Regions from separate parts of the Homo sapiens genome. Here region 2 is linked to region 1. The links are chromatin loops, found by intact Hi-C in ENCODE. Cell type or tissue: OCI-LY7. All regions are shown on one strand. Links, peaks and the distances in the headings refer to the core of each region. The heading gives the core; the rest is flanking DNA.

Evidence for each region. Peaks named below come from ENCODE experiments on the same cell type or tissue, not always from the same donor. Only the 100,000 strongest peaks of a DNase experiment are listed, where the experiment ranks them.
Region 2: it touches region 1 in a loop (2.0-fold over the local background); 2 of 110 quality-filtered maps call a loop at or near these places.

The regions. Positions count from the first base shown.
Region 1 is chr1:83,621,796-83,631,888 of GRCh38, reverse strand. The region is part of intron 2 of LINC01725 (long intergenic non-protein coding RNA 1725); the gene reads left to right. Among named protein-coding and RNA genes, the nearest start is that of LINC01712, 180 kb to the right of the region's middle. In OCI-LY7, for the core only: no CTCF peak of the experiment used is centred there; a DNase peak (open chromatin) is centred at 5,088; H3K4me3 peaks cover 388 bases; H3K27ac peaks cover 877 bases.
Region 2 is chr1:83,757,158-83,767,250 of GRCh38, reverse strand. The region is part of intron 1 of LINC01725 (long intergenic non-protein coding RNA 1725); the gene reads left to right. Among named protein-coding and RNA genes, the nearest start is that of LINC01725, 99 kb to the left of the region's middle. RefSeq lists an enhancer at 6,201-6,350. In OCI-LY7, for the core only: a CTCF peak has its summit at 5,892; DNase peaks (open chromatin) are centred at 3,810 and 5,940; H3K4me3 peaks cover 5,623 bases; H3K27ac peaks cover 5,970 bases.

The DNA.
Region 1 (10,093 bases), core at 784-8,783:
AACAGCACAGCTTTAGAAGAAATCCTCTGAGCTTTTGGATATTAGGATATTCTTAACTTCTGCTCTACTTTTGTTAGGGTCGAGTCTCTGGTAAATTCTGAAAGATTGTATAGTCTGGTTCATCATTAGATTCAGAATCCATAAACTTGTGTTTCGAGCTAGTTACTGCGGGTACAGTGTGGCACAATAAAGACCTGCATTGGCATGGGATTTCAGGGAAACTGCACATTAAGAGCCAATCCCTTCAGTTCACCTGGAAGAAAAGTCGTTGCGCAAGAAGTGGGAGGGTAGCAATGCCCAGGAACATTAACTTGCTCAGCATCGTGCTGAGCTAGTGTCTGCCAGGGGGCTACATAATTAAGGCACGTGAACTCTCCTGACTGTGGGAGGGGAGGAAAGGTAATAGGGACTGGAACAGATCTGGAAGAAGCCTAGCTCTGTGTGTGTGTGTGTGTGTGTGTGTGTGTGTGTGTGTGTGTGTGTGTGTATTTAAAAAGCACAGGTGAGGGAAATGCCTCTCAGAAGTAAGGAATGAGAATTGAGGTGGTTAATCACATTTCTTTCTACCTTCCATCTCTCTGGGAAAAGCCAGGGATAGGACAATGGGGGTGGAAATGTGCACTGTGAACTGACAGTGGAGAAGGGGCCAGAGGAAGGATCTGAGTGTGTCTTGCCTATCATTACTTTCTCTCCTATCCCAACATTCTCTAACACAATGCCTGGCACACAACAGAGCAAATACTTCTTATTTGTTGAAATAATTAATAAATGAGTGAATAAATGAATGCAGTGTAGGCTGGGTACCTTGACTCAAAGCCCAGTCCCTTTTTCAAAGCCTACCTGATGAATTGGTTTTTATTTTTAAATGAACTGCATAAAGAGAGGCTATTGAAATGGACTCCATTCAAAGTTACATTGTGCTTGACAGGATGGCCTTGAATGTACTCACCTCATATTTTAGAACATTTAAAGAGGAATGTGGCCATGAGGCAAAAGAAAAAATATGAACCTGTTCCTGGACTTAATATAACAGGAAAACATTTATACAAAGCCTTTCACTGTAAGGTTTGTTATACCAGTAGGTTTACTGTGGCAAAATTTTGCTATTTATGCACACAATTCACTCTCACTGGCTTCAGTCTTACCCTCAGTTCTCTCTGGTCCGCATAATCCTTAGTTGTACTCAATTATCTGGATATCTTCCCTTAATCATTCATATCCATTCGCCCAGCCATTCATCTTTCTACCTATCTGTATTAGTCAATTTTCATACTGCTATGAAGAAATATCTGTGACTGGATAATTTATAAAGAATAAAAGGTTTAATGGACTCATAGTTCCACATGGCTGGGGAGGCCTCGGTATCATGGCAGAAGGTGTAGGAGGAGTAAAGACATGTCTTACATGGCGGCAGGCAAGAAAGCACGTGCAGGGGAACTCCCCTGTATAAAACCATCAGATCACATGACACTTATTCACTGTCATGAGAACAGTACAGGAAAACCTCCCTACCATGATTCAGTTACTTCCCACTGGGTCCCTCCCAAGACACATGGGGATTATGGGAGCTACAGTTCAAGATGAGATTTGGGTAGGGACACAGGCAAACCATATCACTATCCATCCATACACCTCCATCTATTTCCTCACCTAGCTATTCATTTTTCCATCCACACATCCAACTATCCATCTATCCATCCATACAATTTGTATTTTTAAGCCCATGCTATGTGCCAGGTTGTTTGTACTGGGGAGAGATATAAAGAAGACATGGTATTTTTGTCCTGGAAGCTTGTAGCCGTTCAGTTATTAGCCCCATTTTGGGCTGACACAGCACCTCGTGTAAACCCCTGTTGCACTGTAATGTTTGTGTATGTGTTCATTTCCACAATGACAAAATTAGCTCATCAAGGCCATGATTTGTTCTAATGTTCTAATTATGTAGATGAGAACCCTGTGGTGCAGGTAAGGTATGTGCCTTGCCCAACTCCCCCCAACTCTTGTTGGATAAGCAAAAACTTAAGACTTAGGTGTTTTCTCTCACAATCCACGGTTCTTTGTTTTACATCATGTGAATTCTCCCCTTAATTGTCATCTCAGATGGTGTATATCTGGGACTAACACTGAAGCAGAGTATAGACTCAGTGGGTAGTCTGAAGTCCAGGCTCTTCCTATTTTAGTCAAGAAGACCTTCTAAGCCTTGGGGACTCACAGTGACTGGAGAGTCCTCAGGAAGCCAAAAAGAGATCAGTGCTACTTCGTCTTTTTTTTTCTTTTTTTTTTTTTTTGAGACAGAGTCTCACTCTGTTGCCCAGGCTGGAGTGCAGTGGCGTGATCTCAGCTCACTGCAAGCTCCGCCTTCTGGGTTCACGCCATTCTTCTGCCTTAGCCTCCCGAGTAGCTGGGACTACAGGCCCCCGCCACCACGCCCTGCTAATTTTTGTTTTTGTATTTTTAGTAGAGATGGGGTTTCACCGTGTTAGCCAGGATGGTCTTGATCTCCTGACCTCGTGATCTGCCCGCCTCGGCCTCCCAAAGTGCTGGGATTACAGGCATGAGCCACTGCGCCCGGCTGCTACTTTGTCTTTAATTTCTCAAAGAATATTTATGATGTACCGTTAGAGGCCTTCAAGCCTCCAGAAAACACTGCATTTACAGATGACACCCACTTCAGTAAGAGCCTAATGGGGACTCATTAGCAGATAATTAGTTATTCAAGTTGTTAAGCATTAATTCCTCTCATGACTCTCATCTGCCTTGTACAAGAAAAAGGGGAAAGAATAGCAACTAGAGTTTGAGGAAGTTACCCAGTCCTTGCTAGTAGTCCTTCTTTTTCTCTACGGTCCTAAATATTGCTTTGGTATCTCTTAATTACTCTAGGGGATCATGGAGGAGGAGAGCTTTTAAAGAGAGGGGCCAATGTTTCCCCTATTTTTTTTTAACTAACAAGCAGATGATCTTTGACATACAAATAACATGGCTCCACCATGCTCCTACCACAGAGGATAGGCCACAGATGTCTCGGATTCTAAAGCTTTCAAGGTAGTGGACATTGGACATATGAGGCTGTAGGTACCTATAGATGTAATGACCACACTCTGGGAGGAGAGTGGGGCTTTAGTAAAGGAAATGTGGCACAAATAAAGGAGACAGTAACACACCGATTCTAGATTTCCAGCAACTGGGAGTCTTTGGGCAGAAGGAAAGGAGAGCATGTAGGAAAGCAGAAAAACAAGTAGACCAGAGGCCCTGTGTTCTGGAATAAAGAGGTGCAGCACTGCGTCTGGAGGTACCAGTGAGCAAGAGCACAGCCCCTGTGAACCATGGTCCCAGACTGGAGCTGACACAAGTTCTCCAAGGTATGAGTGCTTCGTCCACATGACACAAACTTGGGGCAAGTCTTCAGAATCATGAGTTCCCTGATATCCACACTGACTAGGTTAACATACTAAAGAGAAAGTCAGGAAAGGGGTGGGTAGAGAAAAGCTACAGCTTGACTTGCAGGGCCTGCACATGCCCAGACCTATCCCTGAGTCTCTAGTAGCAAGATGGTCTGCAGGGTGAAGATGCACTGCTCAGAAATGGCCCACACACTAGGTAGTAAGGACAATGCAAGCTGGGCCACCATCTTCTTTGGTCACATTAAAGAAGCCAATAGTTTTGGAACAGGAAAACATTGACACCTAAAGAAGGTAGAGCCAAAAAATGCAGAAAAGGGGACAGCCCTGGTGATCAGTGGAGCCTATGGACTTGGACTCATCTAAAGCCAGCTGCAACCCTGGACCTCCTCACAAATGAGCCAACTCATTCTCTTGTTCTGCTAAGGGACTTCAGTTGACTTTCTAGCATTTGCAACAGAAAGTGTCCTGAACTAGCTAGTTTGGGCTCTATAGGTTAGGGCTCGCCTTAGGCTAAATTTCAAGTAATAATTACTGTCATCCTCTGAGTACCTTTCACCTGTGAGTACATGTCACGCAACTCCTCAAGGTAGAGACAGTTCTCATTTTACAAATGGAAACACTGATACCCAGAAAAGTGGAATCTCTTGCCTAAGGCTACAAACCTGGTAAATTTAAAAACCTGATTTGCCTAACTCTGACGTTCAGACGTTTTCCTCTCTACCATGGTGTCCCCAGCTGGTAAGATTTATTCCCAAGTACTCCCTTAAGCCCCAACCCACAGCTCCCTTAAGGGTCTTTTATTGTCCTCTGCACACCTAGGCTTCTTTTCCACCTTCCTGCCTGCAGCTCTGAGAGCTTTATTCCTTCCCCTTTCTCTATACCCATCAACATATATGGGTCTCTTAATAGGTCCCCAGGATCTTGCTCACCGCCAAGGATGGCTAACTAATTCTCTGTGTAGAGCATACTGATGAGCAAACACACACATAATATCTGTATTTACTGAGCTACTGATCAGTAAATAAATGTTCATGATGTAACTTAGGATGTTATGTATTTTTGCTTTGCAGACATTAGTCTAACCCAAAGGAATGATGCTAATGTGGGGAGCTTGACCAGGTTAAGAGGGTTTGGTTTTGAGGGGACCCCCATTTCTCATTGTCTCCCTTCTCAGACTCTTCTTAGATAGCTGTGCCATGCCCTGCAGGCCTGTCTGCCAGCCTGCCAGGTGGATCTTCCCTGTTAGTGCCAGCCTGCTACTTTATGTGGCATTGCGTGACTGATTTGATGACCTGTGACCTGACTGTCCATCTGGTCACTCAAGAATTTGCTTAGCTGTTTAACTTTTTTTTTTTTTTTTTGCTGTGACTGAATTTCCACTGGCTCTCTCAGCATCTGACTTGCTAACCACTCTGCTCTGTCTGTTAAATGGATGAAAAGAGAGAATGACCTCCTGCTGCCAGTTCTGCCCTGTGCCCTCCTTGTCTTCAGTCAGAATGCCCCAGTGCCTCAGAAGCTTCTTTCTCCTGAACTCCTGTTACTGCCATGGCTGCTACCCCAGGTTGCCATGTGTGTGGTGCTCTGTGAAAAGAGAGACGTTTCATTTTGTACTTGACAGGTGCTGAACTCAACTGGACAGTGAGACCCAGGAAATATGACACCATCTGCTTCCTGCCATGTTCTGGCCCTGGTGCTTGATGCCAGGACATCAGCTGTTACCTGAGTGTGCTGGGTCTTGTGAAGTGAGCCATTCAGGAAACACTTTGCATACACTTTCCTCAATAGCACTGTTCATACTGGTCAGGCAGCAAGGCTGTATATATTTTTTTTCTTGACTCCCAAAGTTAAAAAAAAAAAACTTCTTGCTTCCTAATTCTGTTTTCTAAAGAAAAAACATACATACATAAGCTTATTCATGGACTTCCTTTCCATCCTTTCCTTCTGTGGTCTTTTTTTCTGCTATAAAGTGACCCTTTTTAAATGCCGTTGATTGGTCGCTGACTACCCTGCACTGTATTAAGTGCTCTGTGCCTTGGTTTCCTCTGCGTTCCAAGTGGGTGCAATGTCCTTAACTTGTGGTTAAGTGAGGATTAGATAGCCCAAGGGGAGGATTAAGCAAACAATAGCATCCTAGAAAATAGGAAAGGCAAGTTGGGCCTCCTGTGTGCTGGGAGTGCCTAATCTAGCTGAGAACATTTAGGGCTAGAGGAGGGAACAGGAGCTCCATTTCTCTCCTCCTATAGTTCCTGCAAATCTCAAGTTTCTTTGAACCTATGACCTGCCCCTGTCTAGTTCTAGAAGCTGCCAGGCAGGTGGCATGGAAGTTTAATTGGAGGCTAATTCCTTCCAACTTGCTGGTTGTAATCCTTCTGTGGATAGACAAATCAAGCCACCTGTGTGGGATATTAAAAATGAAACAACACATACACACCAACAACCCTGCAGATTTGTTACTGAATTTTTAGACTCAAAGTGTGCCATCTGGACCAGACACAGTACTTCTGGAGTCTTTGTTGCCTCTTTCCTCTTTTGTATGATGTTGAGATGGTTTTGGTCAGCTACTCCTGTTTTGATGCCTAAATAGTGACGTAAAACAAAATCTGAATCTTAATTGAAAACATGAGCTTTTTTTCATTTAAATTTGTTGGCTCTTTGAAGATTTATGGCATTGCGAAGTTGTGCTGGTGGAGTCTCTGAGAAAATTCTTTTTGGTCACCAGATTGTTTCCTAAATTAGATGAAGCCTTTGTAAGTCCTCAGTCATAACAAAGATGAAACAAGCTGTTAAAATACGGGAATATGGCTTTGGAGCAAATGCTATGATTGAATTGTAAGAGTGATATTGGTTTTAGGGAAAGACTGAGAAAACTGGTGGGCTGCTCAGGCACCCACACTCCAGCACAGGACAGTCTGACCATTACCTGTAAGAACCATGACCAAACCCAGCCAGCCCTGCAATAGACTGACCTCAGTGGCTTTCACTTTGGGTGAGCTGATGAAGTATACATGTATGCACCAGTGCATGCACACACACTGCCATCCATGCCATTGTTGTTACACCTGCTAGAACCTATGGGCAGAATCACTGTCCTTCCTCTGACCAAATTAGGTCAACCCAGAGCTCCTTTCCACCCATCTTCCTCTGCCAGGCTAAGTTCTACCTTATGTGGAGTAGTGAGAAGCATAACCTGGGCCTAGAGGTAGCCTAGAGGTGAGGCTAGAGGTAGAAAAGGCATCATTGAAAACTTGTTTTTGTTTTACATTCAGTGGGTTGTACAGTTATGTGGGTTGAACCATCATGTAGACTAGAATTGGTTTAATTACTAATTTCTGGTGAGTCCATATTATATCATTTAAGATTCCAGCCCTATAGAGGAAAAAGAACCTTTCTTCATCACACCTGTGAACTAGGAAATTGGCAAGAATAAAACAAAAATCAGAAGGCTGTCCTCTAGAAAACTGCCGAAATAGGAAGGGAAGGACCAGGTGCATAGAGACAGGGTGCTTGGCCAACATCCTGGCCCTTTCACTTTTAAAGGAATACCTATATGTAAAACATCGTGTTTTTTCATTCTTCTCATTCTCCCTCTTTCTCAATTGGTATAAGGCTATGTGGATGGCCTGTTGTGCTCTTTAAAGAATCAGTAAGATTTTGTACTCCACTAAGTAAATCTTGGCTTGGACTCGGCTCTGGCCAGTGCTGAACAATCTGAAGCAAAGGCCGTATAGGCTGGACCCTGTGTGGTCATGGCCACTTTGTTGGCCATGAATAATAACAACCCTGGGCATCTTAGAAGATGCTGTGCTCTCTTCAAAGAGTCTACCACCCACAGAGAGTAAAGGATTAGAAGTCCTATAATGGAAATCCATTAAATGTTGCAGTGTTAGTAATAATTAAGTAGTGTTTTATGACAGCACCAGCAGGCTAGTCAAGTGAATAATTCTTTTCAGGGTTTTCTCTCTCTCTCCATAGGTAAAGGATTTAGATGGATTTATGACATTGGCTGAAACAAATCAGTGGATGAGTGATTACAGGATTTGAGTGTGGTTAAACCAAGATTAACGCCACTAATTCCTGAGAATAAAGGAGATGACTGTCACCCGAGTACCTAAACTTGCAGTTCAAGATGTGCAGACTCCTAGCCAGCAGTTGAAAACCTCTGGGCACGCGCACACACACACACACACACACACACACACAGACACACCATCCCAGCCCTAACCCAGCATTCCCATGTCACACTGTGAAGGGTGGTAAGCAAACAACAATAATGATAGAGGGCTTGAGATACGGTAAACAAAATATTCAGTGCGAGTAAACTGCTGCTTACTAACATTCTCAGGCCACCAGGGTACCATTTAGGCCAAGGCCTTAACGAGGTCATTTGCCTTTACCTATACCAGAACCATTACCGTAATTGCTACTCAGCCTTCATGAAAGTGTTTATGGGTAAACAGTTTTCACCAAGGGAGTGATTAACTACCCCCTGGATTACTGTAGGATCAGGAATCATAAAAATCATAGCAATTGTAGTCATAATAACCTATGTTGTGTAAGTATTTGCTCTGAATGTCTTAAATTTCACCATCGTCACCACCACCCAGAGCAGCTTTAGGGTGAAGCACAGCACACGATGCGCAACACTGGTTATTAAGAAACATGGACGGATGAGAGGGCCCTCCTCACTCATCAAGTCTGGAAAGCAGAAAAGAGTGAAAATAACCCACCTATGATCTATAGCGTTTTATACTTTTGCTGAGGAAATAGTAGTGGACATGTGAATTGTTCTCATCCTAATAAACGGAGAAAATGTGCTAAGTAAATATATTGTATATGCATGCCCAAGGTCGAGGTAGAGCAAGTTTTGGTAACAGTGCCACTTTCACCATCTGCATTGGTTCATTCTATGGCTACATGATCTCAAATATAAAAGTATATATTTCAATCCATGCCCGAGAAACTTAACCAAGTTAGAGTTTTGGGCTGCAGAGACCTAGTCATTCCATTTCATGGACTGCTTCTCCACTCCCTAGCGATGTGCCCATCTAACAATGGGTTTGTTGAGCAGTTAAGGTAATGGTTCTGGTATAGGTAAAGGCAAATGAACTTGTTAAGGCCTCAGCCTAAATGGTAATCTGGTGGCATGAGATGGTTAGTAAGCAGCAGTTTACTCACATTGAGTATTTTATTTACCATCTCAGGCTCTGTATCATTATTGTTGTTTGCTTACCCCCTTCACAGTGTGACATGGGAATGCTGGGTTAGGGTTGGGATGGTGTGTGTGTGTGTGTATGTGTATACCCAGACTGAATTCTTGGTTTAGTCTGCCTGGAAATGCCTCCTGCATCAGTCCTTTGGTGTGCTGAGCTGACATTCTCCAACCATGTTGCCTAATAAAGCCCCTCCAGCTTCTGACTATTGCAATGTGCATCATGTTTCTCCTTAGTTGTTTGCATTGTCTACAAAATAAAATTCAGCCTGAAAGATCCACATTTCAGGCACTCTGACCTCTTAGCCCCACCGACCTTTCCAGCTTTTTTGCACAACTTTCCTACACATGTAGTACTGTGGATCAGTCATATCCCACAGTTTATGCCTGTCCTGCAAGCAGAAAGCAGGATGACTTAGTTATAGTATTTGTCAACTTGAGCAACAAACAGATCATCTATAAAGGAAACAGATTATCATAAATATCCACACTGAATTTGAGTTAAATAAAGACAAAGAAAAAACTAAGTATGAACTTCTTCATGGATCTGATAGACTGAATATGACTTCTTTTTCTTGATCAGTAGAGAATAAAATGATTCTTTCTAAAAAAAGTCTTTGAAATATTTGAGAAAATCAATCATATATTAAGTCTTTTCCTTATTAGGGTAGTAGTTCTTGTTTCTTCAGCTGTTACAAGAAATGGTTTAAAATTCTGTCTTCCAATCAGATCACTTCTCAGGTGAGATCCAGTTGGTTAATGTCTCTCTTAAAGTTTAAACAATACAGCACACAGACTCATCATTCTCTTGATCTGGATTCCACACTCTGAGTTGCCACTTCAAATTACTAAAAAAAAAAAAAATTTGTAGCCACATCTTATACTACTGATTCATGTTGAGCTTACTGTCAACTAAAAAGCCTATGTATTTTAAAATCCATGCATGATTATTATTAAACCATCCCTCCCATCCCTCCTTCATTCTATATTTATGCAGCTGGTCTATTGAGCATAAGAGAAGGACTTCAATTTTTTGTTTTATTTTATTTTATTTTTTTACATGGAGTATCACTTTGTTGCCCAGGCTGGAGTGCAGTGGCACAATCTCGGCTCACTGCGACCTCTGCCTCCTGGGTTCAAATGATTCTCCTGCCTCAGCCTCCTGGTAGCTGGGACTACAGGCACCCGCCACCATGTCCAGCTAATTTTTGTATTTTTAGTAGAGGCGGGGTTTCACCATGTTGGCCAGGCTAGTCTCGAACTCCTGACCTCAAATGATCCACCCACCTTGGCCTCCCAAAGTGCTGGGATTAGAGGTGTGAGCCACTGTGCCCAGCCTAGACTTCACATTTTTAATTTTTTTATTGATACATAATTTTATACATATTTATGGGATATATGTGATATTTTGCAGGATATATATGATATTTTGTTACATGCACAGAATGTGTAATGATTGAGTTAGGGTATTTAGGATATTCAT
Region 2 (10,093 bases), core at 1,185-9,184, 130 kb before region 1:
AGAGGATATTGGCATTTAGGTGCAGATTTCATTTTAAAAACACTTCACATTATAAAAGAAGATTGCCTATTGTAAATATCATGTATAATGTTAGTGGTGTTAAAAGTAGTGTTAGTAATTTTTAAAAATTCATCAAATTTTCTTTGTTTATGATGATATCTAGTAGATTTTATATTTCTGTAGTAAAGCAAAGTTTCAAATTTATCCCAAGATGTTTTTAGCTATAAGCAGCAAACATGGTTTGTAAAAAGTTTTCATAAAATGATGCATAAGCGTAATTTAATGGGAATCCTCTTTGGCAGTAGCATATGACGATTGCTTACTTTTATCATTAGCCTATATTTTCCCTCTGTATTTTGGAAGCTTTTGTTAAACTAACTTGTTTTAGCAAGGCAGCTGGACAGATTACAAACCTTAATTTACTATTGAATGTTTGGGTTGGTGTTATAATAAATTACATGGAGCACCTTCTGAAGTAAGCCCAAGATTTTCTTTCTTGGTATTAAATGGCCACTGCTTCCTTACCTGGTGAAACGCTGAGAAGATGGCGGCATGCAAAGCTCTAAGGTGCAACAGCTGGGGAGCCAAGCTGAAACCTCTCTTCCCTGTCTCAGCATCTGGAGTCTTCATGGAAGTGAGAAGTTTGCAGGTTTGCAGCTGCAGCCCTTTCATGACAAGTTCGGTAAATTTTACACATGGTTGCTTGCTTAGAAAATATTTTCCAGATTTAACATGTTTACAGCATTGACATTTGAAGCTGAAGCCCCTTCCTTCTTGATTAGAGCAGAGAGTACTCACAGACTGCATTCTAACTTTATGGGGTTGGAGAACTGGGAATGGGTCATTTACAATTTTCAAACAAATCAAAATGCACTTTGATCTCTAGTCCAAGTTTCTTTAAATGCAATGAGTAATAATAATAAATTAGCCCAACTTAGCTATTTTTCCCTTAAATATGGTCATTTTTAATGTAATCATTTTATTGCATTCTAAAATTTAACCAACATATTTAATTCATCTTATTCAAAGTATATATTTTCCGAGAAGGAACATTAACTCAGGAAATTAAGTAGAGGAGAGGCCTGTGTGTGTGTGTGTGTGTGTGTGTGTGTGTTTGTGTGTGCATAGTTTTACATTTTAAGCTGCAACATTCTGTGAGAATATGAATTAATAATAAAAGCAGCATTTATCTTTACACATATTTTCCAATTGAAATTTCTCATTTTATCTATAAATCTCTAGGTGCACTGAATATTGTCAAAGCAATGTATGGAATATTTTGGCAATAAGATAAATTCAAAACAAAGAGACTGCTCTTGGATTTTCCAGTGTTTAAATGAAATCCCTAATTTAAAATTTTAGATTAATTTTGCATTAATACTATCAGTTCTGTTTAACATTGATTTAGATCATATTGAAATAAGGTGAGAAATCATTACCTTGTATTGATACAATCTATTTTGGGGAACCATAAATGTCCAATTGGCTGTCTAAATGCCCTTTGGTTTCTAAGAGGCATGTAAAAGGCATTCATATAATGCGATACATTTTACCATACTCATCTCCACAAATGCAAGCCCTATTGCTTTAAACTGGATTTACTGGAATCCAGATGCACAATCCTGAGAATTTTCTTTAACAGTAGTCACATTGTTGAATACAATATTTCTTCTTCATGATTTAAGATAAACTATGGCACATTCCACATGAAAAAGCCATTTGTAGAATAGACTTTAGATTATGATTTTTAAATACAAAACAACAGCCACCTCTGTCCCTCCAACAAAACAAAACAAAACAAAACAAAACACTGTACCATTGTGGAAAAAAAAATTGCATTTGGTAGGTATCAATATTGTGCGTATAATTTGAAAAAACAGAGGACAGTTTGTTCTTTCTCATACTAAGTTTACTTTGCCTTTTCCCCTGCCCCATAAATAAATGCTAGATGTTTGCTCTAAGTAACGTTTAACTCAGCTCAGGAGTGACTTCTACGAGCAGCCAAATGATTTGTATTGATTTTGATTTCTACATTTGTAGAAAGATATTTTAGCAAATCTTTTGGAAAGAATAAAATACTCCAAAATCAAATTCATTTGTGATTAATTGCAGAGTCAAATATTTTAATTTTAGCCAGGAGAAAGATGAGAACAAATGAAGAAATATGAAGATCCGTAATGAAAAGCAATAAAATAATCTAAGTGAATCATTTTATTAAAATGGTTGTTTCACTATAAATAAGGAACCATAAAAAATACAATTTGTATATTCTGTTACAAAAAGCCTCACTGTAGGCAGCCAACTACTAAAATTTTATATGAAAAAAAAAAATGCTCCCCTAAGGAAATGTGCGTATCTGCTGTTTCTTTTTAACAAAGATTGAGATGCTTATAAAGAATTTAGCAAAGACTTCTAAAAATAAAACCTTTTCTGCCATCCTCAGCCCCTTCACACACACTGTGTATGTGAGGGCTTGTTTTTTGGTTTTTGTTTTTGTTTTTTTTCCCTATTCACATTGAATTGCCTGATTCCAGTTTAAATTGCTAGTCAGTGTTTCACAGCTTTGCACAGCACTTTCTAACCCTTTCCTCTTGGGTATCTCTATTTGAAATGAAGCTTTACTGTCTCTTATACACCCGAAACAAACAAGTGTACCTACTTGATGGTTTAATTGTAACTGGCTAAGCTGAAAACAATGAGCAGCAAGTTCAGGAAAAAATGTGTGGGACACAACCAGCTGAAAAAACTAAAACCCTCTGCAGAGATGCAAATGATATTTTATTATTTGAAACAGCTGCCGTGTAGCCTTAGACACTTTTTTTTTTTTTCCTGCAGATTTTTCCTAAATAACTTCATGCTTGTGTGGTATATCCTTTCATGCTTTCCCTGGTGACCAAAGCTCTCATGCCATTTACCTTGCTCCAGGTAATTTGGGGAAATACCACAGACTTGTGTCATTACAGAGTCTGTATAGTTGTTTGGCTGCTAATTGATTCTCAAAGGAAGCAGACTGATGCTGTCACTCCGATGTGATGTTAAAAATTCTTCCATTTCAGCATGCTTATTTTAGCAAAATTAAAACTGCTAGCTGAATGGATATTTGACTGAAAAAGCTTTTACAAAAAAGGTTATCATAAATATTGTCTTTACGAGTCGAAAAAAGAAACCTGTGTAAGTTTTCAGGACTGAGGTGCTCTTTTTTACTTTTTAAATTTTTTACTGTGGTTTTAGCTGTTACATACTTAATACATATATTATGATAAAAATTAGATCTGGGTACTTTTAACCCATGGTTCAAGAGGATTCATGCCCTGTAATCAGAATCTCAGAGGACAGTGTAATAACTAGTTGTTTTAAAAATGGTTTCATGTTTCCTAAGTCTTTACCGGGTAACCCTGTTTTTAATGTCAGTGTTGTCATAAATGCTGGGACATAATAAACTTCCACATAGACATGTCCTTACATTAAAAACAGAGCCTGGTGTCGATTTTTTAAAGGTACATTATTCCTGTGAATGGGTTTATCAGCAGTACAACGACATTACAAGACAAGCTAAGCCATAAAAAGGATTAAGTGGCACTGTATAATACTGATTAAGTAACAGAGCAATACATGCAGTTGTGAGAGTAACTAGTGCTGCCAAGTCTTCTGAAACAACACGGTCATAAAAGTTTACTTTCCTTGCAGACCCAACTTTTTCCTCTGGGGTCTTCTCTAACAATATTCAAACATCAGCTCTTCTACAGTCACTAAATTCTGCCTGCATTGAAAACCGTCTTCAACAACAAAAGCCAATTTTAGGTCTTCCTGTTGTAATAATGCTTCTGTGATAGGTGGACTAACCTCTGTTTAATTCTGCCTCTGCCACGTATCAGCTGAGTATGATTCTTAACCTTTTCAGTTTCCTTATCTGTAAAATGGGGGTCATGAGACTTAAAACGTTGTTATGCAGGTCAAAACAGATAATGCATAAGGTGCTTAATACAGACATTAATTCTTATTAAGGAAGATAATTGTATGTCATTTTCCCCCCAGTGATAAATATGTTTTGAGAAATAGACCTGCTTTTGTTCCTACAGAGATATCCTTATTATTTTATTCTTATGACAACACCCCAAGAATATTCTAAAATATTCTAAAAAGAATACTCTTGGGGTGTTGTCATAAGAATAAAATAATAAGGATGTGGCAAATAACCCCAGAATATGTATAATGCTGTGCCCTAGAAAAGGGGCCCTGCAAATGGTCATTGATTTAGATTACATGAAATTTAATGTAGGTGCAAAAAAGATTTCAGATACATGCACCTTTAAAATGCTTTTTATAAATGACTTGAATTATTTGCCCAAAGGATATGTTTAATGTAAGAATATTCCAAAACTGAAGTTATCTCACTGAAGATTCCTCACCTGTCAGCTGCTTACAAGAAAAGTTCATCCAGTTCAATTTTTATGTGAGAGATTAGTTTTAGGAGATAATTTCACCGATATCAGTTGAAATGCTTTTCATATGGGCCATGGAGTGTTATAAATTCTAACTTAATAAAAGGCGAAGGAAAAAAATTGCCTGTAGATTTCACACATGGAATCTATTCCACGTTGTTTTTGCTAGTTTTTCCAAGACCCCGAGGGGATCCAACAACAATAGGTTATATTGAGTGCAATTAGAACCATAATGCAGAAGCAAGTAAATTAGGGCAGATGTTGATATTTCAAAACTAGTCTGCTTTTCTTACATTTGGACACAATTCACGAGATGCATTGAGAAGTACTGTGATTACTGACAATGTCTCCTCTTCAATATATCAAGACTGTTTACAGAAAACAGAAAAAAGCATCCATTAGTGCAACTCCAAAATCTTACCCTAAACAATGTTATTCTATTATATGGTAAGTGTTGTAATTATGTAACTGCACCCACAATTGGAACCCTAGATTTTGAATGTTTAAATTTAATTCTGCATGTCACCTCTCTGGGTTATGCAGCAGACAGATGTGAGCCGGAATGGGGGGCAGTGGCACTGGAGTTGGGACCAACAGGGTAGATAGGGTGAGGATCGTTGAGCAATGCTTTGTTATTAGACATCAGTGTGTGCTGTCAATGGCTTAGTGAAGCTGCTCGTGATTTGGGAGGGGCTTCTCTGGCCAAGCAGGACAGAAACCAAAGGAAAGAAGGAATCATAGTGGGAGTGAACAGGAGGTGTGGAGGGGGTCAGGGTGGTCAGCGCTAGTCTGCAGAGAAGGAAGGTGCCTTTTAGGAGGAATCAAGCCGGTGGAATGCAAATTCAACTGGGAATAGAAGCCGGAGCCTTGGAGCAGCTTCAGGGAAAACTACTCTCCAGTTTTCTGTCTAAACAGCATAGCAGTAGAGGGAGCCAACCCCAGAGGACTTCTGCAGCCAAAGAAACTCTGAGTTGGGGGGAGTATATTTTATTTTTATTTATTATCACAACACGGACTATAAATTTTAAAACCTATTTGAGTAATTTCCCTGCAGAAGAAATCTGACTCTGTTCCCACAGCCTCCCTTCTCTCAAAGTGCTAAGTGTGCCACAGAGCATTTGGAATTCTTCCTTCAAAGTTCCAGGTTGTCCAGCCCCTCCTACCACTGCAGGTCTCTCTTGGTCCTGCTGATACTGGAGCTTATTTATGAGGGCTGCTGAGGGGTGGGTGGGCAGGGGGACAGCTGCCAGGGCCTGCCCCCCACCATGGGAGATTTGTGGCAGGTGGAGGGGGAGGCGGATATAATGACCATTTGCAGACAACCTATTTAAGCAACTGTTTGTTATACAATAAAAATTACTCGGTGGCTCTGAGCATGAACTCTCCAAGGGAGGGTGCTGTGGGAGGCAGTTGGAGACTTTGTTTTAATCAAATGAGCAAGCAGGAGCTTAGGGCTTTGTTGCGAGAGGGGATGGCTTTGTGGCGGCCTTTCTTGCTTCCTCCTGGCTTCATTTGCTTGTCAGGCAACAGTGTGGCCCCTGGGGGACTCCCCTAGATGAGGCAGCTGCAAAAGAGAAAGTCTCTAGAATTGGGAAGTGGTAAGTGTAACTCAGAATCTATAGGGAGGGAGCTGGGCAGAACAGTTTTGTGAAGCACCTTCCAAACACACAGGTAAAGGTAACTCCTTTCAGTTATACACATTTTCATAAGAACAGGAGCAAATAATATTCATGCCATGTCCTAACACACCCTAACGTACACTGAGTCTAAGCTGTAGTAACTGACAGAAGCAGCAATTTCCAGAGCCAAGGACCCTGAGAACTGAATCTCATGAGCCTCTAGAGGGGAGAACCAGGGGCCAGTGGTAGCAGAGCTCCCCAGGTGAACCCAGGCACCAGGGAGCCTCCAGATTGCTGCACAGGGGACACAGCAGCTCCAGGAGACAATCTCTGAAATTCCACCAGCATCCTTATGTGTCTGCATACTGCAGGAGAATGTTGGTGTCAACACACTCTGACATCAGAGTGTGATGTCACACACTCTGATCCTCATCCCTGGCTCCAGGACCCCATAGCCTGAAATGATTTTTAATACATGCTATTTGCTTATTTCAAGGAAAAGGGTCAATCGCTGAGCAAGAGGAAGGGAAAGAGAGTCTGGAGCATTTGAGCAATAAAAGTGAGGTCAGATAAAACCCTAGCATTGCAGAGCTTGCATACAAGCTGGATTTCTCTATGGGTTTTTACACCAAACAAAAGACAAACAGTTCGTCTACCCATTTGGCCATGGGAGTTGCAGGGAGCACAGTTCTGGCAGCCGAGCTGGGCTGTGGAGAAGCTAAGTTCTCTATCATGCCTAGGGCTGCCATTTGGGGCTGCCCACCAGCTTGTCAATCTCAGTGCATGTAAAGCTAGTGATTAGAGGACTTAGTCTCCGTAGCTCATCTCTTTGAAGCTGATTCCCCACTCAGAGACTCTCCCTGCTGTAGAGAGACTGGAGTCTTCCGCAGGTTCCTCCTGCAAGCTGTTCACCCTGCTTTGTATTATTTCTTGGCGTTTGTATGTACCCTGCTTGCATCTAATGTATATTTATTCTCAAGGACCGAGAGCCTCAGCAGGCAGCTGAAGTTTAAGTGAGTGAATGGCACAGCCGCACTGGGAAAGATTCATTATCGGTACATTTCTAGGTTATTTGACGTGGGAGAGTTTCAGCAGTTTATCTGGTGAGGAGAAGGCAAAGTGACAATGTGGGAACCTCTTCTGATGTGCAAAAATGTGCAGCCGACACAGGATTGCCATTTATTAAATCATAAATGTAATGCCAGATTTTTTCCAGAGAACAGCAGGGAAAATAAATACTTGAGGCGTGGGCCAGTGTCCTAGAACTAGCCCTGGGTCCTGTCCATCACTCAAGCCACCTCCCAGGGACTCCGTTTCTCTAGATGAGCTTTAGCTCTCTTAGCGGCAACATTATGAAGCAGAGTTACTAATATGACTCTTTTGAATATGAAAAATAGAGAGAAAACCCTTTTTAATCTTTGTTTTTATGGCTGCAAACATGATTACATAGAGGAAAATCAATCCCAATGGAACAAAATGGATAATACAAAGTAATTGATTGGCCTTTATCATTTTCCATTATGATATTAAAATAACACCATAATATCAAGCGGCAGCCACTGATACATAAAGGAAAACCGGAGATGATTATGTCTAAGGGTAATCAGGTCACGGAAGTGTGAAGGTAAGATAAATAAGGTAAATACAAAAATGAAAAAAGGCTTAAAAGAAGCAAAAGGGAGTTGGTGGCAAAGAGGCTACATAATAGAAGGGAGATCTAATGTTTGGAATATCATTAAGCAGTAAGCCACGAGAGACAGTCTATTGCAGCTGTGTGATTGCAGTATGTCTCGGTTGGTGTCCCAAGCCATGGGGGCAAAAGCTGAGTGACTTTAACTTCTCAGGAAGTGCAATAATCCTTTCAGAATACAGTGCCTGCAGGCCTACTGCCATCAGGCTATGAAATTTAGAAAATGAAATAGAGGAAGCATTTAGCTCTTCGTATTTCCCAGGCACTAATGCCACCAACATGGCATCATAAGCAGCCACTTAGAAAACCTTCATTTACAGCCAACTTTTCAAACTGCTGGCGACCAGTGTGGCTTTGCAGACCTGGGATGCCATGGTTTGTGTCCTATTGGCAAGCAGTTGATGCGAACCCGTTGATAAAAATTGCATCAATATAATGCCTGGATACATTAATCTGTGTTCTTCCCTATTATATATTTCCATACAGATTTATTTTCTCTCTTTTAACATACATTCATACTTACATGCATAAATGTTACTATTTATACCACTTTATGTAAAAATAGGACAAAATTTTAATTCCTACCAACATTTTTCTTCTTCGGAAATGCTTCATATTAAAAATATGTATATGTGCTTTGTGTCTGATCAATAAATAAATATATGTAGGAGCCAGTTAATTAAAAATAGATAAGATAATTGTTTTGGTATTATTACATAACATGCTTCTGAATTAGACTTCTTAACACGATGTCACACTTGTGTTAAGCAAACATTGCAAATAACTCTGTTGTGGCCGGAAGTCAGCATTCACACTTAAAACATAGTAGAAAAATGTCATGCCCACCAGAGTGATCCTGCTCTTTAGATTAGCAGTAATCAGGAATATAGCTTAAGGTGGCGGAACAAATCACTGTGTGGGTTGAAAGTATTAGTGGACTGGTTAGCTGTGATACCCTCAAGAGGTGTGGGAAGTAGTTGCTCACTTCGCAGAAGGACTCCAGATGTTATAGAATTTGTTTCTGACTTTCTGAAATCCTGGATTGTACTCATTTATTCATTCGTTTGTTTATTTGTTCCAGGAACACTAAGTTCCTATTACGGATGAGTCCAGAACTGAGGCTACAGAGGTGGTCTCAAGAGGCACTGTATTAGTAAATGTCCTCCAGAGAAACAGAACCAATGGGATATATCTATCTCTGTCTGTCTATCTATCTATCTATCTATCTATCTATCTATCTATCTATCTATCTATCTATATCTGTCATCCATCAAAAGTGATCAATTTGTTCGACTTATGGAATTGGCTCACTTAATCGTAGAGGCCAAGAATTCCCACTATCTGCCATCTGCAAGCTGGAGAACCAGGTAAACCAATGACGTAAGTAAGTCCTGGTCCAAGTCCAGAGGCCCAAGAACCAGGAGCATAGATGCTGAGGGTAGAAGAGGGATGTCTGAGCCAAATGGGAAACGAATTTGTCTTCCCTCTGCCTTTTTGTTCTGTCAGGGCCCTCAGTGGTCTAGATGATGCCTGACCACATTGGTGAGGGCAGATCTTCTTTACTCAGTCCACTAATTGAAATGCTCATCTATCCCAGAAACACCCTCACAGAGATACCCAGAAATGATGTTTTACCAGCCACCTGGGCATTCCTTAGCCCAGTCAAGTTGACACATAAAATTAACCATCATAGGTGCACAGGCTAATGGGGAGGACTGGTGCATATAAACAGATATTTAAAAAGGTCCTAGATGATATGACACAAACGCTAAGAAACACACAGAAAAGAGAAGTCAGGGAACAGCTTCCCAGAGACAAGTATAGATGGAAAAGTCTACTTTTCTGTGCAGATAGAATAGATGAGAAAGGGCATTTTAGACAGCACAATGCTTCCACAAATGGTCCAAGAGACACAAACAGCTACTGTGTTGGGAAACAGAGGGAAGGCCAGAATGGCTCATGTTCCAGGTACAGGGCATGGAGTGGCGGGAGATGACAGGATCGCAGGTGAAGCTCAATGCATAAGGGCCTTGTCTGCCATGGAAGACAGTTGCCCCTATGGGAAATCGGAAGCCTGTAGAGGTGTTTAAGCAAAGATACAGTCTGGCGGGGTTGTTTGGGGGTGACAGCACTTTGGTATACGATAGAAAATAGGTAGGACTGGGGAAAAGAGGGGCCATTACACAATGTATTGATCCACTGTTCTGGTTGAAGCTTAATGCACCAACTGTGGCTAGTGTGGAAAGAACACACCAAAACAGTTGTACTTTGTATAGCAAATGGTCTTGGCAGCAAGTCACAGAACACTGGCTTAAGCAATATTGAAACTTATGTAACAAGAA